Regions from separate parts of the Homo sapiens genome. Here region 1 is linked to region 2. A link is an interaction called in ENCODE POLR2A ChIA-PET data of the cell type or tissue named here. Cell type or tissue: GM12878. All regions are shown on one strand. Each heading gives the region's core, and the rest is flanking DNA. Links, peaks and the distances in the headings are about the cores only. Region 1 has its middle 25 kb from the start of IKZF1. Region 2 overlaps SPMIP7 (sperm microtubule inner protein 7).

Region 1 (16,085 bases), core at 2,724-10,723, 130 kb before region 2:
CTGAGCCATTACTTCTTCATTGAAGAGAGGAAATAAAAAAATAGTCACCAACTTTAAAAAGAGATTCTGGATGATTCTAAAAATGATAAGGTGGTTTCAATTCATAAGCTATAAGATAAGTAATCAACTGGATTGCTAGTGACAAACCAAATATTTAAATTAATTTTGGTTTTCATTTTGTAAAATAAGGACAAAATTTTAGTTTTGGAGAAAATTGATCTAAAATAAAAGCCAACAAGGAAGGGTTACAACGATTTCATGAGAAACAAGGTTATAGCATTTGCTGTAAGAAACCTCATTACCAGTAGAATAAACAGCATGGAAGTACAGATACCTCACCCAAGAAAATATGCAGGTGACAAATTAGCACATGAAAGGTACTGAATATCATATGCCATTAAGAAGTTGTAAATTAAAACAATGAAATAATACTACACACCTACTAGAATGATGAAAATCCAAAGTACTGACAACACCAAAGGTTGACGAAATGTGGAGCAATAGGATGTCTCACTCATTGCTGGGGAGAATGCAAAATGGTCCAGCCACTGTGGAATTCAGCTGACAGTTTCTTACAAACTGAAACATACTCTTACCAAACACAGTTCAGTAATCACTCACTTGATATTTACCCAAATGAACTGAAAACTGGTGTCCACACAAAAACATGTAGTAAGTATTTCTAGCAGCTTTATTTTTAATTGTCCAAACTTGGGGGCAAGCAGATGTCTTTCAGTAGGTGAATAGGTGAATAAACCGTGGTACATCCAGACAATGGAGTATTACTTGGCGCTAACAATAAATGATCTATCAAGCCATGAAAATAAATGAAGGAATCTTAAAGGTATATTATTAAGTTAAAAAAGACGGTCTGAAAAGGCTGCATACTCTATGATTTCCACTCTATGATATTCTGGAAAAGGCAAAATTACGGAGACAGCACAGAGATCAGTGGTTGCCAGGTGTTGGGGGGCAGCAAGGAAGGATGAATTAGGAGAGCACAGAGGATTTTTAGGGCAGTGGAACGATGTGTATGATACAATAATGGTGGATATATGTCATTATATATTTGTCGTAATGGATAGAATTTACAACGTCAAGCATGAACCCTAATACAAGCTTTGGACTTTGGGTGATAATGACATGTCAGTGCAGGCTCATCAATTGTAACAAATGTGTGCCTTCTGCTCAAATTTGCTGTAAACCTAAAACTGCTCTAAAAAATAAAGCCAGCTGGGCACAGTGACTCATACCTGTAATCCCAGCACTTTGGGAGGCTAAGGCAGGCAGATCACTTGAACTCAGAAGTTTGCAACCATCCTGGGCAACATGGCAAAACCCCATCTGTACAAAACACAAATACTGAGCCCAGCAGAAGGTCGAGCTGTGATCATGCCACTACATTCCAGCCTGGGCAACAGAGTGAGACCCTGTCTCAAAAAAAATCTGTGAAGGCTGGGTGCAGTGGCTCACTCTTATAATTACAGCACTTTGGGAGGCCGAGGCAGGCAGATCATGAGGTCAGGAGTTAGAGACCAGCCTGGTCAACATGGTGAAATCCCATCTCTACTAAAAATACAAAAAATAGCTGGCATGGTGGCATGTGCCCAGCTACTTGGGAGGCTGAAGCAGGAGAATCGCTTGAACCTGGGAGGCGGAGATTGGAGTGAGCCAAGATTGTGCCACTGCACTCCAGCCTAGATGACAGAGCAAGACTCCATCTCAAAAAGAAAAAAAAGATCTATTAAAAATTATGTATGTGATAGTTTGTCCTGGAAGGCCAAAGGTAGATAATTCTAGAAAATTAGGAAGCAAGGCTGCTAACCGGTTGACACATGCCAATCATTAATGGAGGGCGGCTTCCCAGGGGCTTTAATGTTCTGGGACTTCCATCCAGTGGCCAGTGTGTGTGAGAGAGAAAGAGAGGCACAAAGGGCCAGTGAGATCCCAGAGGACAGGAGTAGTGCTCCTATGTCACCCTGCTATCTTACTGCTTCCCAGTTACCCAGAAGTCTAACAGGGTTCCATTTGTGCACTTTGAAGTCTGATTCTGACCAGAGAAATTTCTTCCTCCCTATCTGGTTATTGGTGCTTGATAATCCTCTAAGTAACAGACTTCCCCAATTAGAGATCAGAAGCTTAAAACTAAAAAAGAGCCAAATAATACAGTCTAGTAGACCCTGATAACAGATCTCAAGTTGGGAAGCCCTGAAACTGAGTTGGTGCATTTAAAGGGTGGTGGGGGGTGCGTTTCCCTGAGGAGAGGATCCATATCTTTTATCAAGATGTCAGGGCAGGTCTGTGATGCACCGAGCCAACTTCTCTTTTCTCCTGCCAAAAATGGTTAAGAACCACTGGGCTAAAGTTGATGAAGCATATTCACACTGCAGTGTAATCCATCAATAAGAGCAAATGGCTAGTGGGAGTGACTTCCCTTTTGATTTGGGGCGATGCCAGAAGAGCACTGCTGCCTGAGTGGAGGGAAAGGGCACACAAAGAGGAGGCAAAGAAGGATTTCCCTGAAGACCATGACACTGAGAACTTTTAGCCTTGGGTCAAGCTCATTTGCTTCTTGAGTGAAGCCCAGTCCCAGGTCCGTGTTGGTCCAGGAGGTTTGGTCCAGGAGGTTGCACTCATTTGTGTGCGGCACCATATCACAGGATGCATGACCCCTGTGCTCACTGGGATTGTTACACTTGCTACTGAACACCCTCCTTCCCTCCCTCCCCTCCCCTCCTTCCTCCCTCCTTCCTTCCTTCTTTCCTTCTTTCCTTCCTCCATCCCTCCTTCCTTCGCTTTCCTTTCAGTCCCTTCCTGTTTTCTTTCAGACTTTTAATCCCTAAATGTTTCCCTCCATTCATCATTTCTTCATCCATCCACTGTCAACTGTTTATAGCGACATGCCAAATCCTGGGCTGGGCCCCAAGCCTACAAGAGGCTACAATATGCTGCTTTCATTCAAGAACACCAGTATTTACTGAGGAAGACAGAAATGAGATCAAATTCCACTCAGGGTGATAAATGCTATGCAGAGGAGGAGATGTATGCTAGTCAGGGGCTTCTTTATAAATCATTTGGTGAATTAAGAGATTATTGAAATGTGGACATCATTATGGCTTTGTATTCTACCTGTCTTCTATCCTCCAAGTAATAATTCAGTTCTTTATTTCATCTTTACAAAGATGATACAGAGTGCTTGGGCTTTGTGACTTCCTTCTGACAAGTGACAGATGGAGGCTGGCTGTCCAAACTGACTGGCTCATGCTTTCCTGTGGCCAGCAGCATAGTGGGAATGGGTTTAGTACTGGGGACAAACCTGTGCAGGGGACCCACCTACTACTAACTGATCCCTGCGTGAACTAACCCATGGCCCATTAACACACTGATCTGTTCAGCGGACAGGATGTGGGCTACCATTGACCACACCCAGGGAGGGCTCAGGCCCCCTCAAAAGTTTCTCACACATTGAGGCTTAATCCTAGCCAAAGTAAAGAGTGCCAAGGAAGAATATAAGTGCTCATGTAATCTCTCCTCCAAGGTTCTAGAGCTGCCATTTTCTTATACAGGGTAGGACGGACAAAGCTTATTAACTACTTTAAGTCTGTGAAAGTTCTTAGCCAGTCTCTGTAATGGATAGGTTTTGGAAGTCTACATAGGTCTCACTAAAAAAGTGGGCAGGTATCTCTATCTCACCCTGTAGCCCCCCACCTTCTTGGCATTGTTTATTGGACCTGGGGCAGCCCCCTAACTCCAAATGGGTCAGTTAGATTTTCACCCCCAGGAATTTGGCATTGGCACCTAACATGCTGATTGATAGCCAAGGAAGGCTGTGAAACAGAGGTTTGGGCTTTCATATGTGTTCATATGTATAACACAACAGGCACATGCCTTTGCAGAGTTATAGGAATGAGAGGCCCTAGAGAGGAAGAGAGAAGACTCTGTTAAGGCCTGCTGGAGGCAGGAGAGGGGCCGAGGTTCCTGCTGAGCTCACTGGGACTTTCTTGTTTCTCCTTCTAACTTCTGAAAGGCCTCGGGTGCCTCTCTGCCCCTGGACACCATGGGACTCACCTCATTCTGGAAAGAAACATAGAAAATAAAACCAAACGCAAATTTTTACTTTAGGTAGCTGAATGGGTCTCCGTTACTCTCCTCCTGACTAATTATCCAAAGTGCAAATGGTTAAACTGTGAGTTATTGTTGCTATTGCTGACCTTCACGGCTGAATTTCTTTAGGCAGTCCTTTATAAAAAGACGATTATGACCATAATGGCAGAGGAATGGTATCTTCAAGTCCATCTATTTGGCTCTATGACCCTAGCACATAATAACGCCCTCTGGAGAGAATGAGGAACTAGATGAAAATGGAACAGGCTTGCCCCCAGGAAAATTGACATAAGTGTCTGAAACAACTGGCCAGTGGAAAGGAACCAGCCGTCAGGGGAAGCAGGAATGCCCCCGTGGTGAGGATTTTCAGAAATGTGATCGTCATTTGCTTGTTTGGGATAGCTGGAAGCATTCCAAAAACGAGGTGACCTTTGGCTGTTCCTCTTCTCGGGGCCCTTGCGTCTGCACTGCGAGCTCCATGGCTGTCTTTTGTGCTGAGTGGCTGGGTTCCTGCATCCCAGGACTTTGTCTGGCCAGCTTTGTGGGTATGTTGCCTACTTCTGGGATCTATTTTTACTATACCTTTTACCACTGGACATTTGAAAAGCCCTCATGCCTCCATCTCCTGGATTCTGGTACTGTAGCTGGCTCCTTGTAGTGCTATGAAGGCGGTGTGAGAAATAAATGATTCAGAGAAAATTCAGAGTGAAACCAAATAGGAAGCTGGAAAAAGTGAAATTTTACAATGTATTTCCCTGTCCTTCACTTGTCTCTATTTTCCTGGCCAGGATTCATCCTCAGAGACTATTTTTACCCTGTTCCTGACCCAGCGAAACCTTGAGGTTCTGCAAATCTTACCAGATTTAGATTCCATTTGTGTTTTCTCTATAACCTCTTATTTCTGGGAAAGAGAGGCCATCAGAAGAGACTGCGTTTAGCTTGTACTCATTTCTCTCCTCTCATGCTGTGTGGGCCTCGGTCTCTTTTTCGGGAGATTGCATGGAGAGCCTCAAACAACCTCACCAGAGAATAAAAGTTTTGGCCAGGCGCGGTGGCTCATGCCAGTAATCCCAGCACTTTAGAAGGCCGAGGAGGCAGGCTGATCATGAGGTCAGGAGATGGAAACCATCCTGGCTAACATGGTGAAACCTTGTCTCTAGTAAAAATACAAAAAATTAGCCGGGCGTGGTGGCGGGCACCTTTAGTCCCAGCTACTCGGAGGCTGAGGCAGGAGAATGGGGTGAACCCTGGAGGCGGAGCTTGCAGTGAGCCGAGATCGTGCCACTACACTCCAGTCTGGGCGATAGAGCGAGACTCTGTCTCAAAAAAAAAAAAAAAAAAAAAAAAAAGAAAAAGAAAAAGGAAAGAAAAGTTTTACAAGCCGAAGAAACCAAGGACAATGAAACCTCTTCTCCCAAGGAATTTGGGAGCAGAGCATGCCACGCTTTCTCTGTTCTGGAAGGCCCTATCCTTGGGGACTTCAGAGGTGCACAAGACGGAAGCTCAGAGTAAACTGTATCTTCTACTGCAGCTTCCAGGAGTAGTCTGGGAACTGCCAGCCCTGCCCCTAAGCAGATGTGCACGTCTGCTGCTGTCCTCGGGAGGGGGAGGCCGGAGTGGCAAACTCCCAGAGTGCTGAAGAAAAGACGTGTCCCACGCAGAATTTTCCCACAATCAGCACACGGGACAAGGAGAAACCAAGAGGCCAAGCTTGAGCCTGGCGGAAATCACAAGATCTGGGCTGCAGCTGTGGGAGGGTGGCTGGTGCTCTTGCCCGTCTGCGTTTCTTACATCTGGAATATTCCAAGTGCTCAAGCCAGTTAGCAGAGGAGTTTCAGACAGGCTTGAGGGGAAGGGGAGAAGAAAGGTCTGTTCTAAGGAAAATAATTCTCTTGCTTCCACTTCACAGATATGGTCTGTTGAAAATTCTCTCCCTCTCTCTTCTTTTTCACTCAACATCAGAGCAGAACATGCTGCCTTGTCTGAACTGAGAATGAGACCTGGGGTCTATTTCTGGTTCTGCCAACTGACTCCTGGGTGACCTCAGTCACTTCCTCTCTTAGAGCCTCAAAGTTCCCCTCTCTAAAAAGAACCTTAGAATATTCTTACAACCAGAAATAGAGCCCAAAAACATAGAATATGTAATAGACACAACTCTTAATTTCTACAGTCTAATCCCACATGGACTGGATTCAGTGATGGGCAGATATGGTACAAGAATATTCCCTGGTCATCTTCATCCTGGCAAAGACGTAGTCAAGTATAGCAGTTTTCTCCTCTGACTTTCTCTGATTTCACCAAAGCCTGAGGATAAACTCCTTCTAGTTACATCCAAAGCTGGTGATGGGAGATCCTGGGAGGAGAGAGGTGGGGCTGTGCCAATATAGAAATGAATTTCAGCTTCAGGAAAACTACCATCTGGATGAAATCGAAGGCACTGGCCAGTCTTTGTTGAGTTGCAGCTGTGGCAATAGGCATATAAGTCAGGATTAGGAGGAAAAGGTCTGAAGCGGAGATGTTCTCAGGTCTCAACATGATTTGGATTGAGGTAAAAATATTTATTAACTTTTCATATTAAGTATGCATGTTAACACTTCTATGGTGACCACTAAAAAACAGGAATAAGGTAGATAACTTCCAAACCGGTAGTGAAGAAAACCCCTAAATCCAAAAGGAAGCGAGAGTAAAAAAATAAAAAGCAGTACAAATAGAAAACATAAAGTAAAAGAAATAAATTAGAATACGTCCTTACTTGAAAGAAATTTCAGTAGGCCAAATTCTGTAGTTGAGATTGAACTAGATTTGCAGTGGATTTTAAACACAAAGCAAGCTATGTACCTTTTACAATAGACATATAATACAAGTTATCAGAAGGATTAAAAGTGAAACTGTGGGTAAATATATCATAGCCAAATAGAGACCAAAATAACAAACAAAAACAAACAAAAAACCAACAACAAAGAAACAAATAAAAACAGGTGCAGCTTTATTCCTATTAAACAAAAGAGACTCTAAGGTAAAGGATATTATGAAAAAAATAAGAGAATCATTACAACCTGATCAGAAAAATATAATTATTCCAAGCTTTTAAACTAAGAAATCGCCTCATAATATAGAAACAGAAAAGGACACACAAGTCTAGATGGAAATATAGGTAAATGTACTATCATACACTTAAATAGATATACCATGTTCATAGATCAAAAAACTTGATATTTTAAAGATGTTATTTTTTTCAAATTGATTTAGAAATTCAATACAATCCCAATCAAACATCCTCTTCTTAAAGAGCTTGATAAGATAATTTTAATATGTATGTCAGGAGCTCCAAGAGTTAAGGATAGCTAAGAAAATCCTAAAAAATGTGGGGCCATATGCCTTAACAGCCAACAAGAAATATTATGAATAACAGTGATTAAAATGGTCTGGTATTGAAATTAAACAGATCAATGGAACAGAAGAGAGCCTAGAAACACACTCATACCTATGTGGTATGACTAGTTTGTTATCCACACAGGAAAAAAATGAAAATTAAATCTTTTCTCAGTCCATTTCTCTAAAATAAAATTATCACAGATAAAATTGTGAACTACCAAACATTTGCTTTAGAAAAAAATCTACCCTCCAACTCAGATTTTTAAAATTGATAATAAAAATAATAGCAAAATGGACAAAAGGCTTGAATAGACACTTACAAAAAAGAAACATAAATGACTTATTTTAATTTTTTTAAATTTTACTTTAAGTTCTGGGATACATGAGCAGAACGTGCAGGTTTGTTACATAGGTATACATGTGCCATGGGTGGCTTGCTGCACCCATCAACCCATCATCTAGGTTTTAAGCCCCACATGCATTAGGTATTTGTCCTAATGCTCTCCCTCCCCCTGCCCCCTAACCCCCAATCGGCTCTGGTGTGTGACGTTCCCCTCCTTGTGTCCATGTGTTCTCATTTTTCAACTCCCACTTATGAGTGAGAACATGCGGTGTCTGGTTTTTCTGCTTCTGTGTTAGTTTGCTGAGAATGATGGCTTTCAGCTTCATCCATGTCCCTGCAAAGGACATGAACTCATTCTTTTTAATGGCTGCATAGTATTCCATGGTGTATATAGGTCACATTTTCTTTATCCAGTCCACCATTGATGGGCATCTAGGTTGATTCCATGTCTTTGCTATGGTAAGTAGTGCTGCAATAAACATACATGTGAATGTGTCTTTACAGTAGAATGATTTATAATCCTTTGGGTATACACCCAGTAATGGGATTGCTGGGTCAAATGATATTTCTGGTTCTAGATCCTTGAGGAATCACCACACTATCTTCCACAGTGATTGAACTAATTTACACTGCCACCAACAATGTAAAAGCGTTCTTATTTCTCCACAGCCTCACCAGCATCTGTTGTTTCCTGACTTTTTAATAATCACCATTCTAACTGGCGTGAGTTGGTATCTCATGGTGGTTTTGATTTGCATTTCTCTAATAACCAGTGATGATGAGCTTTTTTTCATATGTTTGTTGGCCACATAAATGTCTTCTTTTGAGAAGTGTCTGTTCATAACCTTTGCCCACTTTTTGATGGGTTGTTTGTTTTTTTTCTTGTAAATTGGTTTAAGTTCCTTGTAGATTCTGGATATTAGACCTTTGTCAGATGGGTAGCTTGCAAAAATTTTCTCCTGTTCTCTGGTTTGTCTGTTCTTTCTAATGATAGTTTATTTTGCTGTGCAGAAGCTCTGTGATTTGATTAGGTTCCATTCGTCAATTTTGGCTTTTGTTGCAATTGCTTTTGGTGTTTTAGTCATGAAGTCTTGCCTATGCCTGTGTCCTGAATGGTATTGCCTGTGTTTTCTTCTAGGGTTTTTATGGTTTTGGGCTTTACATTTAAGTCTTTAATCCATCTTGAGTAAATTTTTGTATAAGGTGTAAGGAAGGGGTCTAGGAGAAACATAAATGACTTACAAGCACATAAAAAGATGCTTAATCTCATTCATAATTAGAGAAATGCAAATTAAAACTGTATTAGAATATTATCAAATTAGCAAAAATTGAAGTATTTAAGAATATTATTTCTAGTAGCACCCTTTGTAATAACAAAAGATTTAAGAAACCAGAAGGTCCACTGGGAAGTGAATATTTTTAAAAATTGTGATGTATGCTTGTATTGGGAGGCCACAAAGCAGGTGAAGTGAGCTGACTCTACGCTACACATCAATACAGATGAATGTCAGGAACTTAGTCTTCAGTGGAAAAAGCAAATCACAAAAGAATATAAAAGTTATACTTCCATTCCTATAAATCCAAAGACATATATTATTTAATAGATGTTGGAAAATAACAATAATTTTCTGAAGAACATAAGGAAATAAACCTAAGATTCAGGATAATGATTTTTTCTGAGTAGGTACAGAAGAGAATAAGATTAGAGACATCCCCAGGACTTCAGAGTAAGGATGATGAGTATTTTCTCAAGTGCTAAGTTCATGACTGTTGCATGACTAATCATTATACTTTATGTATATTTTATATTATTGTGTCTACTCAGTAGTTAAAAAAAATTATAATCTCATGAACAATTTTGAACTTCAAACATACAATTCTATATCATTATTTTTAAAATGCATAGTGTTACATTGAATGGATACATCTTTTTTATTTAATTATTTCCCTATTGATGTAAATTTAAGAGTTTTCTTCCTCAATTTTTGGCTATTCTCATGCAACACAATTTTGAGGCATCTTAATAATTAAAAAAAATAAAACAAAGAAAGTGTCTTTGTTTAACAAAACAAGAAACCCATGTGAAGATTTGATGCCAAGGACATTGGTGTGGTCAAAGATTAGCCCAGAAAGGAGACAGCTAAACTAATGTGCAAGAGAAAAGGAAAGGTTGGGAATCAGACGGCAGAGGGTGAGATGGGAGAGGGGTGAGTATTCATTCTGTGAGGCTGATTCTTCTTCTGGAATACAGGTTGGTTCCAAAACACCAAAGACTTTCTGTGTGCCCCTTAATCCCCCATAGTAGTGGGTCCTTCAGTTTTGCTAAAACTTCTGTTACTACCCAGTCGCTGCCCAGATGCAAATTTCTCTTACATGGAATTCTGTTATAAGCAAATTTAGTATGTTTTCTTTTTTCCCTGCAAAACTCAGGAGCTGCGTTTTCTGTATGGTTATTGAACATAATTAGATAATGCGGGAGCCAAGGATTGGATGTACAAAGGGATGAGAAGGGAAAGGAAGAGGAAGTGTAAAGTTCTTTTTCAGTCCATCTCTGCCAGGAGGGCCAGGGTGAGTTGATTGGAGTATATATAGACCCTCCTGCCCCTGTGATGCTTAATGAACATTTGTTGATTGTTTAATTTGTTGACCGTCCAATAAGGAAAGAATTTATTTGATTGAGAACTGTTAAGAAATGAGTTTCTTTATTAGCGATAGCTCTTGTTATTTTTTTGATGTGTCTTTGAAAAGATGGCCCAAGATGACATTTAAATAGAGATGTTGCCATATGTAACGGGTCACATAAACCACAAGCACAATATCCCAGTAATTTAATAACAGTTTAGGAATAAGATTTCCATTAGACATGCCTGAAATTAGAGCGTACTATTTTACTGCTTTCTATCAAGGAGACCTCTAAATTCCCAATTTAAAATGGATACATTTCTAGCACGAGAATTAGTTAAAGTGGGTATCTGAGTAAGAGGATAAATTGGGTTGGAGACTTAGCCATTGTCGTGGTGTGCAAATCTGATAGCTCCTAAGGTTATTAAAAATTCTGGGCTAATGTTCTGGAAAGAATGAATTTGCTATTACAGAAATATTCCTGCATCATGGTACCTCTGCGGTTGAAGAATCTTCTCTAAATTTAGCATATGTTCTAGGAAAGAGATTAATCGAATTAATAGGAAGTATTTATTAGAGAAGAAATAAATAGATTTTTGCCAATTAATGAGATCAATCAGCTCAACCACTAAAGAAGGTCAGGAGCTCTGCCAGAGGTGTGGTGTTTTAAGATATGGAGTCTGATGGGCAATATTCCAGGGGAGGTGGGGCCCATTCGTGAGCTGTATAAATTTAGAAGCACAGAGTAAATGAAGTGTAAAAGAGAGTAATTGAGCCATTGTAAAATCAGACTAGAAAAACATATCATCTCTTGCCTCACCTTCCCTTCCTCTTTTTTTTCTTTCTCTTCTCCCAATCACTTTACTTACATAATCTTCCATAGTGACTATTAAAGCAGGTTTACATGTAGTGGTAGTAGCTGCTAGGTATTAACATTTGACACCATTTGTCACTATCTGGACAGCAACAATGTACTTTTTTCCTGTCTAAAACTTTTTTTTTTTTTAGTTTTAGACAGAAAATACTAAAATAAAGTTTTCTGTTTAGACATTCTGAAAATTTTGAATCTTCTACTGCATTTTGTAAAAATTTCAGTCTTACAAGGTGACATTAAACAAGTAAGATTCTCCTTTCCCCAACATCACTACTAGTTTTTTCACAAGTTATTATTTCTTTTTATTTCTGGACTTTATTGGAATTGAGTAATGACACATTTTTCCTTGTATTTCAACAAGTGTATTGCATTCACTTTATTAGTTTCCTGCTAATATGTTACATCAAAGGCAAAGGAAGTTTGCCCAAGATAGTCTTCAACTAATTTTCCAATGTCAATATATTTTTATTCTGTGATTATTGATTAACTTGTCAATGATAATGACAAGAGGATAATTATGGATTATACCACATGGATTATACCAATTATGGATTATGGATTATATCATAATTATGGATAATTACCGTAATTATGATAATCTTGATTCCTGGAGCATAAACTGTTTGAACCAGAAAGAGCCTCAGATCTTACCTGGTCACATCACTGTGGTCTGAACAGCCTCTGTGTCTGCGTGTTCAGCAGAAGCTGTTAGCGGCAGCTTTCCAGGTGCCACAGGTACGCTGGGGACACTTGAGGAAGGAGTGTTGCCTGATCCGGCTTCACAGTAAATCTCCATCCAGGAAGGCGTGACCTGGGCTATAGAAGTGAGAGTATTTGCTACTCACCAAATTTGTGCTAGACACTGTGTGAATAGTTATTCATGCATCACTGAGTTCTCATCATGCTTCTACGAGGGAGATATCATTATCCCCATTTTGCAGATGGGTAAAACTGAGGCTCAGAACAGCTGGTAGTTTGTGAAGCTAAGACTTGAAATCCCACGTCTGGTATGAATTTACTTTTCCTTTTCCATTATAAGCTCTCCCCTCAACCCCACAGCCCAGTGGAAGGTACTACAACTGTCTCCCTGTTTGAATATCTGGTAATAGGGATGGGTTCTTACTGAAACAGACACCTCCAGTCCTGCTGCTGTGCCTGACATTTGCTGCTTCTCTACCTGGGATAAGGCACTGGAGTTAGAAGCATGGAGTCCACGGTGAGATTGCCTGTGTTTGAATCCTGGCTCTTCCTCTTACTTGCTGTGTGTCCCTAGGCAAATTATTTAGCTTCTCTGTGTCTCAATTTTCTCATCTGTAAAATCGGGATAGTAACAGTACCCTTCATAAGATTGCTTAGAGAATTGAATTATTTCATATTTTAAAGTACACAGAGATATGCCTGGTACACAGGCCTAAGGCAGTGTAAAGTGATGATTAAATAGGTGTGTAGAGTAATTAGAATGATACCTGGCACATGTCAAGCACTTAATTAAATAGGTTGTTCTGTAAGAACTTAATGGGTTTATTCTGCACAGCTGTTCTTTTTTTCTCTGTTTCTTCAGACAAATGTTTAAACTTTGCTCTGCAGGATGAGAAGAGTAAGTTTCAGAAATCCCTTTCAGGACCCCATCGTCCTTCCAAGATGGAGCTGCTTAGATCTCCTCCCTATCCTTGCTGTACATGCCCAAGATTTTGTGAACATGATGTGTGCGATTTCAAGAGCAGGATCTGGAGCTTCCTTCTGGTATCTAGACTCATGATAGATGCTCAATACATGTTGACTGGATGAACAAACAAAGATAGGGTCCCTATTCCAGGATGGTAGCTAATTCTGTCCTTGGCACTCACAGGCTGCCACTTGGGCCCATTTGTGGCAGAATCGGCAGGAGGGGCCCATGGGTTGATCTCATCACTGTGGCCCCACACGGTGAAGAGGGCTGCCGTTCCTCAGTGTCCACGGGGTTTGTGGCCAGAGGAGAACTCCTGCCTTGCTGCTGAGGGGATAGCTGCAATGGTGACTGATCTTCCTGCCCACTTCCTCCTGAGCAAGCTGCATTGAAGACACGACCCATTCCCACTCTAACGGATGGAGTTAGTCAAGAGCGGAGAGCAGAGAGGGCTGGACTAAATGTCCCTTTCCTTCCTACCTGCTGGTGAAGTACTGTGTTGAATACAATGAAATCCTAGAAGTATATAGAAATAGCAGAAAATTTAATCCAAAGCTAATTCTGCTTCACCTTTTTAAAAATTTGGAAATCCTGTAATATATTTCTGTAATAAATTAAATAGCACAGACAGTGACTTTCAGGCAAAATTCTGCAAAGAAACCTGCTTTCCTGGTCTCCTTATTCTTCTTAAAATAATAGAGAAAAGCTTGATTTAAAAAAATATGTCTAAAAAGTTGTCATTAAGTATGACATCAGGGCACTCCATGCAGACTGAGTTTCTGGTGATGGTCTACCGATTTGGATTGCAATAGATGACTGTAACTCAGGGGTTCTTATGATTATGTGTATAAAAATAACTAGTTAATTGCTCAATGTGTCTGACATTAGCCTTCACTCCCCCTCTGCTGGTGAAGCTCTCAGCTGAGTGCAGTGGAGGGACTGCTGTTGGTCCTATTTTTTGTCATTGTCTGGAATTCTCAGGTCTTCATCATTGTTGAGTCCCTTTGGAGCACCCCTGTTCCTGCTCCACACCTTGTCCATGACAAAGGGGCTGTTTCTTGACTGGAGTTTTTCACCCCAACTGAAAAGATTCTCAGCCTCTCTCTGCAACTGATTGACACTTATATCTTAAGGACAGTCACCCACCCCTGTGTTTAAATCTGTTTGGTTGCCACTGAATGTAAGGGAGAGTCTTTCCTCTAGCTTAGTCTTTCTAGAATATTCTGTATTGTTACCTGGACATGAGTTTTCTCCCTCCAATCTGAAGACTACTCTGGATTTAGTGTGAGGGAAACCAGACTTGTCTAGAGTATAGACAACAAATTCTCCCCCATTGTGAATGTGGTTCTCTCTCCCACATTGTCTGTGTCCAGCTGGTGAAGACTCCAGCTCTCCCAACCCACAGCTGCACACATTTGAGGTTTTACTGTTTAACCATTTCACATCCACAAGCTATACTGGTGCAGTTTAGACCACGCCTAACTAAATAAATGAAAGGAGAGATTTTGAGTAGCACCCAAAGACCTGTTCCATGGTGCATGGTTAGGAACAGGGATACAGATCTCTCCTGAGTAAAGTAACTTATTTAGACACAGTTCTAAATAATTAGAACCAACTTCTAAAATAATTCAGGGTTTACAGGCACAAAGGCTAGTCATTTAAACACACTGCACCCATTCTCAGAAGTGGATTCTGAACAAGTCTGTAGCTCAGGACAGTTCACAGAAAGGGCTCCTTAGTAGCACAGGCAGCACAATGGAAATGCTTCTCTTACTTAACTCAGAGTTCATTTTTAGCACACCCAGACGGCCCAACTCGTTATACATTTATTACTCTGTAATGCACTTGGCAACACACACGATGCCCATAGCTGTCCATACCAGGGAGCTCACACTGCTTCAATCAGACCTGTCTCATCCCCTCAGCAGCCCCATTAAGTCAAAGAGTAAATTATTAATAATGCTGACTAAAATCAAAGCTCCAAATGATGCAAATAAAATTAACCAACATGAACTGGAGAAACAGAAGTATATAAGAGAGCAGAGAGAAGCCTGTTACCCTCCCCTCCCAGAATGTGTCTTAAAAGTTATCATTAGGTATTGCAATGTGGTATCCAATGAGGAGTGAATTACTAAAAAAGCGTACTTATTTAAGAAGGGAGCCCAGGAAATTTGTTAAATTACTATGTAGTAAATAGCATGAGCAGACCATGATATTCAGGCAAAGTAGAGTATTCTGTAAAGAATACTGCTTTCTTGGTCTTCCTACTGCTGTTATAATAACAAAGGAAAGCTCGATCCAAAAGCTTTTCAATTTGGTCAAATAAAACCAAGGAGTCCTGACTTAGAGAATCTCTTTCCAAAGATGAATGGTAGATGTGAGATTCCTTGGGAGCCTGCGTCCTACAGCAGCCTGGGAAATCCCTGCTCTCCAGCAGTAGCAGGTGCTCACGGTCATTTCCGGGAGAACACAGGGCATGGCAGGAAGGGGGGTCATCAGGAAGCTTCCCAGCACCTCTTAATGATGAGACCACTGCCTGACTTTGGAGGTCAGCCTTTTGCCTGGTTCAGACTTCTAGGAGGCTTTGTACCATGAAGAGCTCAAAACCAATGTTGAGTTTTAGTGCCTTCTCACTAGGTGAGAATGAAGAAGTGTCTTCTAGAGGCAACACTCACCAGTTGTTATAGGATTCCATCTGCTGGGCCAGCAGGGGTCCCAAGCTGGGCCAGTTGGGCCCTTCCCTGGACTTTACTGGGTGCTTCTGGAAGAGGGCTCATCATTGCCTTGAGTGATGGAGCTGCAGAACTTCAGGCCTGAGCTGTCCTGTTCTCTTCAGCAGGGCAAAATTTAGGCCAATGGAAAAAATAATAGTCTGAGCTCCTGGAGTTAGGAGAGAAAAAGAGAGGAAGGCAGTTTTCCCCTCTTAGGCCTCCTCCACCCTCGTCACTCTTCATCTTGGCCTTCGAATCTGTGAACTACCCAAATGTCTTTTAAATAAATCATCAAGTGTTGTTCATGCTGATTTGAATTGAGATTCTGTATCTGGCAACTGAGGCCACCTTAAAAATGTGATAAAAGAAAAAAATAGAAAACACACAAAA
Region 2 (16,085 bases), core at 3,523-11,522:
CAGCACTGCGGGGCAGAAGGGAGGAAGCAGGACTGATGGGACCACAGGACTCAGAGCTCAGAAATAATGATCAATATTTTAGAAAAGTAAGAGTGTGTCTTCCTGGGGGAAAAGGGAGACAGCAGTGATGGAAATAGAGCCTGGGATATGGAGAGGAGGAGGGGACACTAGCAGGGAAAATGAAGGGGTCACCTTGGGTGCCCCAGCAAGCAGGAGGCAAGACCAGCTGAGAGGGGCGTGGGGAAGTGACTGGAAGCTCGTGTGGCACAGGGAGGTTTGAAGACAGCCACCACAGGAATGGCATTAGCTCTTAATAAGTGAGGAACCTATTGCAGAGAAGCAGTGAGAGTACAGTAGCGGCTAATATTCAGGAGTTCCCAGGGGATGCCCGTGTGAAGATGACTTCTTAGAAATAACAGGAAAAAATGCATCAGATCAAGCAGAAACAGTCAGGAGGAAGTTAGCTCACTATGTTCTCATGACACTCATCAGAGAGAGATCAAGGCTCATACTTTCACTGGAAAATTTTAGAAAAATAAATTATAGTGCTAGATACAATCAGAGTGATACTTTTTGATGTGAAGAGCCTGGAAGGCCCAATTTTCTGATCATAAGGGCCAGGCCTTCCTGCTAGAGGGCACAGTCCTTATGAAAGCACAGTGAGTTTTTACACGTTTAAATTCCCTCCTGCCCCTCCGCACCATGCTTTTTCATGCCAGAACACCACCGCTTGCCAGGAGCTGCTGTTAGGGGAGAAGGCAGAGGTGCAGGCCTTGACATCTGGGCCCAGCACGAGCCATCACTTAGTTGTGGGTGACACTTTGGTTAGTGTCACTTTTTCTAGAGAGTTATCTGCACCCTGAGAATAAGAATCCCAGAGAAGCTACCTCAGAGGGCGATGGGTCCCACTCAGGCCATGGATGAGAGCTGTATGTGCAGTATGTGTGTATAGTGAGGGCCATGGATGACAGCCATGTGTGTAGTATGTGTGTATTGAGAGGGATTGCGAGGACCCCCAAGAGTCAGCTATGGGCCTGAATCTGGATGTGAAAGTCTGGCTGAAAGATACAAGTTATATTCTCTGGGAGTAACAGTAGGGGACAGTTTTTCATTTAGAAATAGGATTTATCTGAAAGATAATAGGAACGTTTTATCACACATTGGATGGCTTGATTATGTGTTGTGTAGATATGTTAGAGCAATCAGAAATCAGGGTGGGGTCTGAGATTTGGGGGTGAGAAGATGGATTGTGCACAAAAAAGAAAAGGGATTAGCATTGTTTATAGCTGCACTGACAAAGAATCTCTGCATCGGATCCCTCCTAAATCATGAACCAGCCACAAGGTTTCATCCCACTCTCTTTGGACAGTGAGTCTAAATGATCAGTACAAGGATGTATTTAATTTTGACATTGTTTTATGTCCCTCACATGAAGTAAATATATATTACTTGTCTAAATGTCTACCAGCTTTGCCTTTGGAAATGGATTTATAACATTTCAAAATGTGTCTTGACATTGGCCTTGGCAATGGTTTCTTGTGTATCACACCCAAAACTTAGGTTACAAAAACAAAAATAAGTAAATATGACTATGTCAAACTAAAATACTTCTGTGCAGCGAGGGAAACAATCAGCAAGATGAAAAGGCAGCCTACAGACTGGGGGAAAATATTTGGGAACCATATATTTGATAAGGGGTTAATATCCAAAATTTATAAAGAACTCATACAACTCAATAGCAAGAAAACATATAACCCAATTTAAAAAATGGGCAAAGGACCTGAACAGGCATGTCCCCAAAGACAACAAAAATGGTGATCTGGTGTATGAAAGAATGCTTAACATTGCTCATCGGGGAAATACAAACCACAGTGAGATATCACCTCACACCAATTAGAATGGCTGCCATTAAAAAGACAAGAGATAATAAGTGTTGATGAGCATGTAGAGAAATGATAGACTGTTGATGGGAATGTAGGTTGGTGAAGCCATTATGGAAAACAGTATGGAGTTTCCTAAAGAAATTAAACATAAAAATAACGTATTCCTTCTCTGGAGATACACTCAAAGGAAATGAAATTACCACCTCATAAAGATATCTGCATTCCTGTGTTCATTGCATCATATTCACAATAGCCAAGATATGGACACAACCTCGATGTCTGTTGATAGATGAATGGATAAAGAAAATGGAATATTATTCAGCCTTAAAAAGTAGGAGATCCTGCCATTTGCACAACACAGATGGACCTGGAAGTCATTTTGCTAATAGACACAGAAAGAAACATGTTGCACTATCTCACTTACATGTGGAATCTAACAAAGAAATAAAAGGTGAAATACACAGAGATAGTGAATAGAACAGTGGTTATGAGGGATTCGGTGGGGGGTGAGGCAACGGGAGATGTAGGTCAAAGGATGCTAAGTAGCAGACACGCAGGAGAAACAAGCCTGAGACATAAGATCCATCATGAGGACTACAGGGCGTCATAGTGCATCGTATTCAGGATTTTTGCTAACTGAGTAGATTATAGCTGCTCTGACCACAGGGGGAAGGGGAAAATGGGTAACTATGGCGATGACGGATATTAATGTGTTCACTATAGTAACCATTTTACTATATACCCATATGTCATCATAATATCATGTTGTTAGGATGATATACACAACAGAATTTATTTTTTAAATACATGCAAATATTGAGACTGGGAAAAAAATGTGTCTTGAGAAAAAAACAAATGCAAGTTATCAGCCTAGAAAGCCATTGACCTCCTTTTAAAATGTTTCTCATCAAATGGCCTGGAGAGATGCTAGAAAATTACCAATCCAGAAAGTGAGACGTGTTGATAAAGCCTCCTATTGGCAGGCACCTTAGAAAAGGCCAGGCACACAGGGCTTGTGGGATGCTTAGAATTGTCTGTATGCAGTGGCCTACAACAGGCTAGTCGGGGCCTGAGAGCCACCCCCTAGGGTGCCTTTACTGTGCCATGAGGAATGCTTGCTGCCCTCAATTACGTGGGACCAAGCCCCACTCCTTCAAGTCACTGCCTGAGCCACTCCTCTGTGAAGTCTTCTCTAGTGCCCCCTCCCAGAGCCCCAGGCAGCTTGTGTGTGCCTCAGTTTCCTTATCTGTAAAATGGTGATAGTAACATTCCCTTCCTCACAGGGTTCCTGGGACCGTGACATGAGTTAGTACCCACAAAGCACTCAGCCAACAGAAGTGATTATTAGTGTTAAGACATTTTTTGTCATCCTCTGCTGCAATTGTTTATTTCTCATTGAGAGATGGTGAGCTCCTTGCAAGCAGTTCTTGTGATTTATTGGAGCACAGTAAACATGCATTGACTTAGTAAAAGATCATGTGAATCCACCAGCAAATGGGTGAGTGAATAAAAGGATTAGCAGCTGGGTGGACCAGAAACCACAGCCCAAGAGGCCCATGCATGGCAGCTGTTCCCATTTATAGCCATTGCCTTTCTGAAAGTTTTAAGAAGCTGATCAGAGCAGGAGCTCTGGCTTGGTACCCATGGCCTGACAGTCACCTTTTCAGAAAGCTCTCCCTGACCACAAAGCTCAATAAGCCCCTTCTGAGGAACTCTCTCCTACATCAGTCTTTCTTTTTCATTTCACTAGCTAAGATTATTATTTCATTTCTTCAGTTACTTGTGTGCTTCTTTACTGTCTATCTTTCGTACCAGAAAATAAGCTCCTAAAAGCTGGGACCTTGTCTGTTCATCCCTGTATCTTCAGTGTCTTGAACAGTGCCTGGCCCAGAATTGATGCTCAATAAATGTTTGATAAGGCCAGGCACGGTGGCTCATGCCTGTAATCCCAGCAGTTTGGGAGGCCAAGGCGGGAGCATCACTTGAGGTCAGGAGTTTGAGACCAGCCTGGCCAACATGGGGAAACCCTGTCTCTACCAAAAATACAAAAATTAGCTGGGCGTGATAGTGCACGGCTGTAATTCCAGCTACTCAGGAGGCTGAGACATGAGAATCTCTTGAACCCAGGAGAAAGAGGTTGCAGTGAGCTGAGATCGCACCACTGCACTCCAGCCTGAGTGACAGAGTACTCTGTCTTAAATAAATAAATAAATAAATAAATAAATAAATAAATAAATAAAATGTGTGATAAACGAATGAATCCTCTACCAAAAGAATGTGATCTAGAACAAGCTCTCCTTTTGGGGGCGAACTGCCGTCCCTCTAGTCTGCCTTCCTACTGTGCTAGCATATTCATCTGCACTGGGCCAACAACTAGACATCGTTCAGACTGTGTTTGCATTTTCAAAACCGTTTGCAATGCCAGGAATTCCATCAGGTGCTTTCAAATTTGAGTTATAATAAATGAGTAACCATGTGCTCCTTCTCACTAGTAGCTTCAAATAAAGGAATCTTCAGTAACCTTGCATCTAACATTTCCTGTTTTCTGGGATTTTTTTTTTAGATGGAGTCTCACTCTGTTGCCCAGTCTGAAGTGCAGTGGCACTCTCATTTCACAGCAACCGCCACCTCCCAGGTTCAAGTGATTCTCCTGCCTCAGCCTCCCAAATAGCTGGGATTACAGGTGCCCACCACCACACTGGCTAATTTTTGTATTTTTAGTAGAGACAAGGTTTCACAATGTTAGTCAGGCTAGTCTCGAACTCCTGACCTCAAGTGATCTGCCCACCTCAGCCTCCCAAAGTGCTGGGATTACAGGCATGAGCCACCATGCCTGGCCACATCTCCTGCTTTCAATTTGCAAAATGTGGGTTTAAAAATATATGTGACTTTCAACAGAATTTTTTCTTTTATAAAAGTAAGGTGGCTGTTCACAAGAAGTAACTATGTATCTGATGTATGTTCCATGTGTCTTCTGATGATCATGCAGAAGGGTGATGTGTGTGCACAGCTGTGAGTCTAAGAAGTAAAGATGCCATTCCTCTAATGCGCCTGAAATACCTTCATATGCCCCTTTTGGCCACATTCGTAATAACATTAATCTAAACCTGGTTTTCAGTGTAATTTTGGGTAAGATTCAAAAAGGAAACACATACAAGGCTTAATAAAGTTCCCCTCAGTAGGAAAATGGAAAATTATCTTTTTTTCTGTTTCGGACTTGATGCCACATTTTTAAAAACAATGTAAATTTGCTTTTACTATTTAATTGTTCTTTAATGGAATAACCACAATTAGGATTTCCCCTCCTAATGTATCTGAGCAAATTGAGTAATAGGATTCATACTTACCGGTGCAGTTCTGAATCTGGTGATGGGGTTGTTGATGGAATATTAGAATTTGCTGGGTGGGTGGCTGTGAAATGAACCTTGCCGGTATATCCTGGAATATTTGCAGCACTAAAGTGAAGAGTTAAGAGAGGAGGAAAAGAGGAAATTAAAATGATGATTTGTGAAATTGTCATGGTAACTAGCACCCAAATATGAAAAATATAAAGAAATATGCAGTCTAATTTTTTTTTTCCTGTATGAGGTGTGGAACTTGGGCTGTCCAAAAAGGAAACAGTGCAGGCCTGGGGCGTGCTGATGCACAGGTACTTAGATAACAGCCCTATGCTGGGGTCGATAAAATTTATTTCAAGTTCATGTTTTTCTGCTATTTTAAATTTCCATGTCTTTTACAAACATGACTCACTGCTGAGCTCTGTTTCATAATGAAGGAAGATACCAGGTCTTGACAGAGTGGCAGACCTGTATCCCACACATATTTCTGTAATGCAGACTCTAATATTAATGAATATACACTCTTACATTTATAGCATTGTTACTTTTATCAGATATCTTTCTTATCACCATTAATGTACTGCATTGTAAATTTCAGATGATTTCCTAAAATTGCCCATTGGAAACAAACGTACACCAGCATTAATTCTACAACAGTCTGTTTAGAATTTGAATTTAAACAGTTTAGTTTGAATTCCACTGACTCTTCTGCTTCCCTGTTCTTTTCTCCACCAGGGACAGTGGGAGATAAAAGGAAAACACAAGAGTGAAGAAGCCGTTCTTCAGTGTGTATAAAAGCTCTCTCTCTCCAGAAAAGGCAAACGAGCATTCAAGAGAAAGGCTTAAGTAGGTAGTTCAGAGGAAGGAATGTGAAGAATAATGAATATTCTTGCCATGATAGCACACAAGTTGGTTTACACAGATTATTTCCTAGGAGGTGGGTAAGGCTTATGGGACAGGCCCAGCATGAAGCTCCATCCTGTGTGCTGCAAGGAGTTGAGGAAAATAAGATTTAAATTGTATTTCAAAGTCCAAGAACACAACATTTACAGATCATGAGGCTCTGTGTAATAGCCTACCATCTTTGCAGAGTCGTATCAACGCCATGGCCTCAGCTTACTGTGCTGGCCTCAGGGAGGAATAAGAAAGGCCACCATCATGAACTTGCCCCCAGGGAGGAAAGGGCCAGTGGGCAGATTGCAAATTTCATTCATCTCAGTGGCTTTCACTTGCCATCCTTGGACCTTTCTCTGAGAGCAGGACATCCTTGTGGCATGGTTCCCTATTCAAAATTGGTGCCCAGACAAAATGCAACACAGTAGCAACAAGCAAACCTCTGTGGGTGGTGGAGGAATGGTTCTTCAATGGCTGCCTTGGTTATATCCATGACCTTCCCACACGACCAGTAAGCCACACAAAGCCTTCTCCAGGAACCACTTATCTTAGGAGTAATTTTCAAAATTTGGAGCTTATAGGAGTTGCTCCTGAAAGTATCAGGTGACAAGGCAGGCAGAAGAGAGGTTAGTGAAAGGGGTGTGTGCTTAAGGGTTGGGAGGAAGATTCAGTCCCCGGTTCCCCATGTCATCTCTGGGATCTGGACTGGACATAGTCTTTTGGAGCCTTCTAGCCTCAGCCTGACCCCGGGTAGTGATACCAACCGGAAGGACTTGGGTGAGGGAGAAGTGGAAACGAGAAGGATTCACACTGCAATTTCTTGGTGTCCTTCCCACATTGATTATGTGCAAGTATCAGAATGTTAGGGGGAAAATACATATCAGGCAGGGAATTGCACTAATAAATCTCCTAATTCTCTTCCAGCTGTGTAATTTATGACTCTGTTGGTGATGACTTATTGGCTTGCAGGTGATATAATCAAGGACACCCAGAGACTAACAAAGTGAAGGGAAATTACATCTATGGCAACAGCAGAATAAACAGTACAAAATAACAGATTTTGTGAGACTAGGAAAATAAGGCAGCTAAAGAGTGGGGGCAGCCCACTGCATCGAGAAGCAGGCTTCTGTGGCAAGCCTGACTCTGCCCCTTAACCAACTGTGAGGTTTTACTCCAGTGAAGAAAGCTCTCTGGGCTTCAGCTCGGTCAACTGCAGCATGAAGAGGACAACACTAACCTCTTAGGGGCACTCTGGGGATTAGAGGAGACTTCAATGAATATGAAAACAGCTAGCAAATTGTTAGCACTTAATAGATGCTAAACTAATTTCAGTTGAAATACAGTAATTTAAAGAAATAAAACATTTACAAAATAAGGGCCATGCACATGGGGATTGCAAAGTTTATCCAGTACAGACAGCTGAAAAGATGCTAAGACAGAGGTTCCCAATGGTGCTGCACACTGACATCTCAGAGGCATCTTGAAAGGTACCAATGCCTGGCTCCCACTCCCACATTTTTTTTTTTTTTAGATGGAATCTCGCTGTATTGCCCAGGCTGGAGTACAGTGGCACAATCTCGGCTCACTGCAACTTCCACCTCCTGGGTTCAAGTGGTTCTCCTGCCTCAGCCTCCTGAGTAGCTGCTATTACAGGTGTGCACCACCATGCCCAGCTAACTTTTGTATTTTTAGTAGAGTCGGGGTTTCACCCTGTTGGTCAGGCTGGTCTTGAACTCCTGACCTTGTGATCCACCCGCCTCGGCCTCCCAAAGTGCTGGGATTACAGACGTGAGCCACCGTGCCCGGCCCAGCCCCATATTTTAATGTAACTAGTAAGTGGTGTAGCCTGAGCACTGGGACTTTTGACAGCTCTCCAGATGATTCTCCTGTGCTGCTAAGTTCAGGAGCCTCTGTTTTACAGCCACATTGTCAAGCTTGCTGGAGGGACCTAGGTGAGTGAACTGAAGCTGCTGAATTCTAGGCAGTGCCCTGCAGGATTTTTTGGAATTTTGTTGGAAAAGTGCAGCTGTAAGTTAGAGAGGTAACCCAGAATGAGGCAAAGTTATTCATGCGTGTGTCTCTCCCCCAACCATTCATTAAAGCTTCCATGCATGTTACAAAGGAAATCCCCTCCATCTGTGTGAAAGGTTTTTTCCACTGCCTTTGAAAACACCTGCAGAATTAAAATGCCTCTAAAGTCATATCCTGCCATCAGAGCAGTTAAGAAGTCAGAGGGATGGACGCAGGCCATCTGTCAATCACATGAAAGGCTTGATAAAAAACATTGCACAGCCTCTGTGCCTCTGTGGCATGCATGTTATTGATGCTAAATGGTATCATATGTTACATTGTCTTAATGCTATTAGATTACATCATATTTAATAATAACATTTCATGGAAGATTAGACTGATTAGCTGCTCAGTCTTGGGAATGAATTCAGTTGCATAATAAATTGCCAAATATTTGAAAACGAAAGTCCTCACCCACACTGCTTCTAAATCTACTCCATTTAACCCTGGCACATATGGCCATAACAAGGGGAATTTTGCCATCTTAAGTGCAACACAGCGACCTTATATTAAGAGGAGAATACTCTCTGGGGAACACTTTAGACTGCTGCTGATAGGAGATATTATTTTTCAGCTGGAGGGAACAAAGCTATTAAAGATACTGAAACATACAAGCCGGGAAATGGATTTCCAGGTTAGTCGCATGTTCAAAGAATTCCACTCCCCATTTGAGGAAAGTAGAGAGACGCAGAGACCCACTTAAAAATAAGAAGTCTTCATTTTTGCCTTTGCTCCACAGCTTCTAGTCCTTTAAATACCTTATTTTGTACTCCCTAGTTCCAAATAAGCCAGGATTTTGTTCACTAATTGATAAATTTGAATATATTATTGCCCAAGTCTACAATGAATTGGTTCTCAACCAAACATGATAAAATAGAAATTAAGTAATTTAAGAAAATCAAGAAGTTTAGTAACTCAGAAGAAGGGAGCACAGATGGTATATAAGTTAAATATGAGAGGAAAAATGTGGAGAAAACCATGTTATACGTAGAATATATGTATTGTATATGTGCATAAAATTTAGGCATGCATAGAAATTCTCACTCTACACTGTAAACATGACTAATAGTCATTGAGTATGTTCTATATTCCAGGCACCCTTTTAAATGCTTGATGTAAATTGACTGTTTAATTCTCACAACAATCTTGTGTCATAGGTCCTATGATCATGTCCATTTTATAGATGGAGAAACTGACACAGAGAAAGTCTAAGTATCATGGCCAGCACCAACCAAGCTGGCAAGTGGTAGAACTGGACCTCAGTGCAACTGAACTGAATAGGAAGGACCATTGGCATTACTCCCAGCCCAGCCAGGAGAGCCTCATTAGCTCACAGTGGGCTGCAATTATACAGGGTGGGGTGTAAGTGCAGGTTCAAATCAATGTGATAGTCTTTTATTTAGAGCCATTCTATATCAGCTACAGTTCTAGGCAGACATCAAGCTGACTTAGCTCCCAACAGCTTTCACACTAATACTTTTAATTTAAAAAATGCACATTTAAATGTTTAAAGATCCCAAGTGAACAAAGACCATGGATGCGACATAAGGGAGGGGGGTGTGAGACAGACACATTTAATTCCAGGGCTGCCCTGACCAGCTGTGTGAACTTAGACCTCAACTGAAGTTTTCTCAGGCATCCTCACCTATAATTGGCCATCAGTCAGGGTAGCTGCACTCCCTTGGAGGGTGCTGGGGGCGATGTGATGCAAGTAAAGGCCTGGCACAGTGCCCAGCATGCAGCAGGTGCAGACCCATGTGAGAGGAGCAGCAGGTCATGGATGGAAGTTAGGGTGGGCAAGGGGAGCAGAAAGTGGGAGACGGAGGAAGAGTAGTAAATTCCAGGCTTGGACTTTAAGGAGGGTCAGCCCAGAGGGCTGAGAGAAGGGAAGGACTGCAGAGAACTGTGAGGCAGATGTGGCTGGAGGGGAAAAGACAGGAGTCCATTGTGAGTTGGGGTTTGTCTGATTTTATTGTTCAATGACAAATGCAAATAAAACTGGAATCATTTTGCAATGACTTTGATCACTGGATTGCATTTTTCTGAATATCATAAGATGTCGTGGCCACAAGATATTTTTTAGGAATTGCAGGTTTATTGATTATTCTCTTCATCTGGTGGGTATATTCTTTCCTCCTGTGTTCTTGGGATCTTCAATTCTTCCATTTAGGAGGGAATGTAGAAACAGTATAACTCAAAGCTCCAAGAACCCATTATTTGCCAAAGGCAGAAGCCACGTTTAATGTGAGTTAAGGCAAGAGCTTGCCCTGGGGATTAAGAGGCCAGTTCTCTGGACTTTTTACCACTCATGAAATGAGTGATCTTGGCTCTTTATGCCATTTCCTCTGGCCTCAGCCTCCTCATCTGCAAAATGGGGATAGAACTTGCACCTTCATTTCTGGCCTCATCACACTATTTGAAAAACAAATGAGGGAGTGTGTGAAAGTAGTCTGAAAAGGCAGAAGTATTGGGCTGATCTAAGGAACTACTATTCATAGAGTTATTCTTTAACCTGGGTTGTGGTAAAATTTTGTTAAGCTGCAACACAGTCCAGCGACTGACAGGGAAGCCCCCTTTTCCATGGGAGACATGTGCCAGGGGCTGCCTGGGGGTCCATGTTGGACAATTCCTCTTTATTTGCAAATGCTTCCTCAGAGCAATCATTGAGGTCAAAAAGCACAGTAAATATGAAACCTTGTAACGTCCTTAGATAAAAGATTATAACTTAGTGGAGGATGGTACCTCATAGGCAGCTGCCTAGTTTGGAAAAACAAGCAAATGGTGACTGCAAGTGCTGGGTTTGGGTTCAGAAGGCATGGGCTGTGCTGCTCTGTTAGCTGGGCCTGCACCTCACCTTTGCTGAGCCTGTTTATTCTTTGGAAATACAAGTGTGAGATGCATATATGTTAGATCTCAGGGCTCTCTCCCATATATGTAAGATGTATATATATATATATATATATATATATATATATATATATATACACACACATATACACACACACACACACACACGCACATATATATATATACATATATATATATGTATATATAATCTACAATAGAGTCTGTTACAAAAGAAAAAGTACCCCAACACTCTTTCCATATCCTTGGGAAAGGACAGAGATCTGCCATTACAGATGATTCAATTTTTATGTTCCTTGTACTGATGACTCATGACTGCAAAGCACTGAAATTATATGGGACTGTAAAATGGTTACTAAAAGGGACTGAGCTTATCTTCAAACTTGTTCACCGAGCCCTTGCAAAGAATATGGATCTTATACTGAAGAGGATAAAAACAACAGATTTGAAAAACAGGATTCTTTTTTTTTTTCATTTTTGAGACAGGGCCTCTGTCACCCAGGCTGGAGTGCAGTGGCGCGATCTTGGCTCACTGCAACCTTCACCTCCCAGGCTCAAGCGATTCTCCTGCCTCAGCCTCCCTAGTAGCTGGGATTACAGGCGCTCACCACCAAGCCTGGCAAATTTTTGTGTTTTTTAGTAGAGATGGGGTTTCACCATGTTGGCCAGCCTGATCTCCAACTCCTCACCTCAGGTGATCCACCCGCCTCGGCTTCCCAAAGTGCTAGGACTACAGGTGTGAGCCACCGTGCCAGGCCTGAAAAAGCAGGATTCTCATCTCAGTCTTACCTTAACTTTCTGCTTGACACAGATTATAAGTGCGGATGAATTTGCATCATTTTAAAAAAATTCCTGAACACTACCCAGATCCGGTCAACAGTTCATGTTTGTTGAAGAAACAAAGATAATTGTTTAGCTATACTGAGCTTCAATAATTTTTGTTGAACCCAATGACTATTTTGGATTCTTTCTATTTCCTAAACTAGTCTCAAGTTATAATAAGTTAGGAACTGCAGTAGAAACTGCGTTAACATTTTGAGTTCCTGAACTCTAAATGCCATTTAGTAACTGGGCATGCCTACCAAATTCAAAAATAATTTTAATAAGAAAACTCAGGCAACAATTTCATTTTTAGTGATTTGTTCCAAAAGAATGCATGGATAAGTGTACAAACATATATGTAGAGGCTGTTTTTGCTATATTGTTTACAACAAGAAAAGTATTCAGGGCTTGGGCAATATAAACTTGTTATAGATTTGGTGGGATACATCTAGCCATTAAAAAGATTTTAATATGCAAAAATATCTAGTGCATATTTCAATCTTACATACACACATACACTCCACCTATCCATGCACACACAATACACTTGTACATATATGTTGCACACATTCATAAATGCATGAGGGGAAGAGTCTAAAAAGAAATCAAACTTTTAATATTGGGATTGAAAATGAAAGAGATATTTTACTTTCTACACTTCAAAAATATCTGAATTATTTTCATAATGAACACTTTTGGAAAAAAGTTATTTGTGGAGCTTCAATGTTACTATTAAAGGTGAGCATAAATACTGAGCATAACCATTGGCTCACCAAACCTCTGTAAATTCACATAACACTTCAAGAAAATGATAGCCATAAGTTTAAGAACTTTTTAAGAATGTTTACATATTCTGACCCCAGAATCCTTTTGAAGGAATGTCACTTAAGTAAATAATTTCAAATCAAGAAAGAGTCATATAAAGAATATGGAAACAATTTACATATGTAACCTAAGTGAATGAGGCAGTTACAGTACATCTACACAAATAGAAGCTATGATAAGCTCATAAAAACATGTACCCATAATTATGTGGTAATGTTATAGTGGTAAAAATGTTCTGTGTAGTGTGATCATAGCTATGTAAATATACAAAAGCAAGATTAGAAGTGTGTATGACAGATGGAAATATGCCAAAATGTTAATAATGGTTATGAATAAGAGTTTGGTTATATTGTCATTGTTATTAATATTTCTATACTTTTTCTTTAATGATCAGATTCAGTTCTACAATAAAAATAAAAACTACTATTTTTAAGCTATTAGCACAATCACTACCAATATAAAAAACACAGAGCATGTCAGATGACTTAGTAACCATAAAACAAAATCAACTAATGAAGGAAATTTTTAAAACTTTTGCCCTGTAGAAAAATTGGTGATTCCAATGCTGAAGCCACTTGAACTAGAGAGTAAATGGCCTTGACCCTTGCCTGAAATACGGTTTTTGGGCCGGGTGTGGTGGCTGACACCTTAATCCCAGCACTTTGGGAGGCCGAGGCAGGCGGATCACTTGAGGTCAGGAGTTTCAGACCAGCCTGGCCAACATGGCGAAACCCCCATCTCTACTAAAAATACAAAAAATTAGCCAGGCATGGTGGTGTGCACCTGTAATTCCTGCTACTCAGGAGGCTGATGCAGGAGAATCACTTGAACCCGGGAGGCAGAGGTTGCAGTGAGCCGAGATCACGCCACTGCACTTCAGCCTGGGTGACAGAGTGAGACTCTTGTCTCAAAAAAAAAAAAAAAAAAAAAATGGCTTTCACTGAAAAGGCAGGGGTATAGCAGTGTTTCCCAGCCATGATTAAGTGCCACCAATCATTAAAAAGGACCCTAAAGATACTATCATAAAGCCATTTCTCTTCAAGAAACTTTAAGATGAAAAAAATTCAAGAAGAGACATATTTGCTTTCAATAGGATGGCTCTCTGTACCTTACTTGGCACAAAGTAGGCGCATGTGCTCCTATGCAAATGACATCATATTGTTTATATTCTCCTGTACTTTGCTTTGTAGCTCAAGCAGTATTGTGGAAACTACATAATAATTTGTTTAGAGATTCATATGTATGTATCAAAACTAGAAAGAAAAGTAAGCAAAAGAAAGGCATAAAGTCTAATGAGTATAGCTTCTGAGCTGGGGAAGCAGAAGGCATGGGCAATGAGATTGGGGCCACACACATGGCTGAAAAGATTTGAGTAAGATTCTGTATGTTACTAGGTGGGGGATACACAGGAGTTTACTTACGTTATTTGATATGTTATATGTGACACTATATCTTTCTGTGTCTATAAATATTTTATAAATAAAAATGAAAAACATTTCTTTGTGTTAACAGGTTAAGATTCCGTTAAAAATTGAAAGCGAATCAAAAGAAGAAACTTTGCAACCTTGGAGGCCCTCTAGTGCCCAAATCAGGTAAGTACAGTTAATATCTTCAATTCTTTTATATGATTCGCTCAAAATATCATTTGCTTAAAAACAGAAATTAACAGCAAGATGAGGCAGGAATGCTATATGCCCAAATTTATTGAAGTTAAGTGGTTCATTTTTACACCAAATCTTTAAAATGTTGCCATACTGCTCTTCACTCTCTTTGAAGAAATGACCCCAAATAATATGTTTTGATTCTTTAGAAAGAATATTTCATACAACATTTCAAAATTTAGATATACGTATCAAAGAAGAAACAATCCTAAATTGTTGTGCCTGAATATTTTAAATTAGCTTTCTTCCTATATCCTTCCTTTAGATTTTTAGAATTATTATGTGTAGTAGCAATGATTTCCTTGCAGAATGTATGGAAGAATCCAGCCCACTGACTCCTTCCTCAGGACGAAGCACAGCACGACAGCCTTCAAGTTCCTATGTGTAAAAGTGATTCCTCTCGGCTGGGCGCGGTGGTTCACTCCTGTAATCCCAGCACTTTGGGAAGCCGAGGCGGGCGGATCACAGGGTCAGGAGATCGAGACCATCCTGGCTAACACAGTGAAACCCCCTCTCTACTAAAAATAGAAAAAATTAGCAGGGCGTGATGGCAGGCGCCTGTAGTCCCAGCTACTGGGAGGATGAGGCAGGAGAATGGCGTGAATCCAGGAGGCGGTGTCTGCAGTGAGCCGAGATTGCACCACCGCACTCCAGCCTGGGCGACTGAGCGAGACTCCGTCTCAAAAAAAAAAAAAAAAAAAAGTGATTCCTCTCTGTTAGTGATCTGCCGCGTCTCAGATACTTTACAAACATTATTGATCCCCCCACGATCACCTTGCTTGGTGGCATTTTTTTTCTCACAAGTTTCAGATGAAGAAACTGAAGTCACAGAGATAAAGTGACTTGCTCAAGGGCCCCAAGTGAGTCAATCCCCAAAATCTCCTTTGTGACAAACCACATTTCTTTTAGGAAGCAGGTATCTTTCTTCTTCAGCAATGTTCAATAAAAGCCACGTTTAAATTCCTTCATTTATGGTAAAGTCCATCATCATGTTTCATCCTTAGTAATAAAACAAGTGAAATAATCATGAATGGAACTCACCGACTTGTGTTTGTATAAAGAGGCTTAGAGTACCGCTGCTTGGCTAGCGATGCGATGTCTCCCAAGGGGTTGTCAACATCATCAGCATTTGTAGACTGCACATGACCACTGTTAGAATGGAAAGGAAAGAAGGCATATATTTCTGTATAAGAAACATAGAAGAAACCATTGAACAGTATTCTAACTTCCAAAGGAAATTTATTTGCCAAAGTAGATCAAAGGCTCAAAATGCAAAATGTAAAGCATAATGATAGAACAATTTTCCTTAAAAAATATAAAGATAATTTTCTCTTCTTCAGAATGAGCGGTGGCATGCTCCTTGATCTTAAGTTTGAGCCAGAGTGACAGTAAGGGCTGTTTTGTGTTTCTGAACAAAGAAGCGGGCTGTTCCTGCAGCCCCAGCACAACTCCTTTGGAGACCGGCTGGAGGCTGGGCAAGGAAGAGGCTGGTGTGTGCCAGAGATTATAAGGCTCCTGGTGAATGGAAACCCTCACAGGTGCAGAGGAGCTTGGGCAACAAGCCACGTGCCCCTGGGCCTGAGAGAAAGTTGAGAGGCTGAGTTAATGCCAATCAGAGAGTTTCAAGGACTTCTGGGGCCACTGGTAGAAACACTAGTCAACTGCAGAACTGAAGAGGCCGAGTAATGAGAGGGGTGGGCCAGGACTAAAGGTCCAGATCCCTCCTC

Evidence for each region. Peaks named below come from ENCODE experiments on the same cell type or tissue, not always from the same donor. Only the 100,000 strongest peaks of a DNase experiment are listed, where the experiment ranks them.
Region 1: POLR2A ChIA-PET joins it to region 2 with 13 read pairs; 2 of 35 experiments call an interaction of 5 or more read pairs at or near these places.

What each region holds. Positions count from the first base shown.
Region 1 is chr7:50,271,802-50,287,886 of GRCh38, reverse strand. No RefSeq gene overlaps it. Among named protein-coding and RNA genes, the nearest start is that of IKZF1, 25 kb to the left of the region's middle. RefSeq lists an enhancer at 5,611-5,900 and a silencer at 12,006-12,075. In GM12878, for the core only: no CTCF peak of the experiment used is centred there; DNase peaks (open chromatin) are centred at 5,786 and 5,916; H3K4me3 peaks cover 3,212 bases; H3K27ac peaks cover 3,267 bases.
Region 2 is chr7:50,140,703-50,156,787 of GRCh38, reverse strand. It overlaps SPMIP7 (sperm microtubule inner protein 7), which reads right to left. Exons shown (of 9, transcript NM_001161834.3): 7 at 15,400-15,507; 8 at 5,231-5,338. Among named protein-coding and RNA genes, the nearest start is that of SPMIP7, 53 kb to the right of the region's middle. RefSeq lists a silencer at 10,952-11,001. In GM12878, for the core only: no CTCF peak of the experiment used is centred there; DNase peaks (open chromatin) are centred at 8,257 and 10,617; H3K27ac peaks cover 1,681 bases.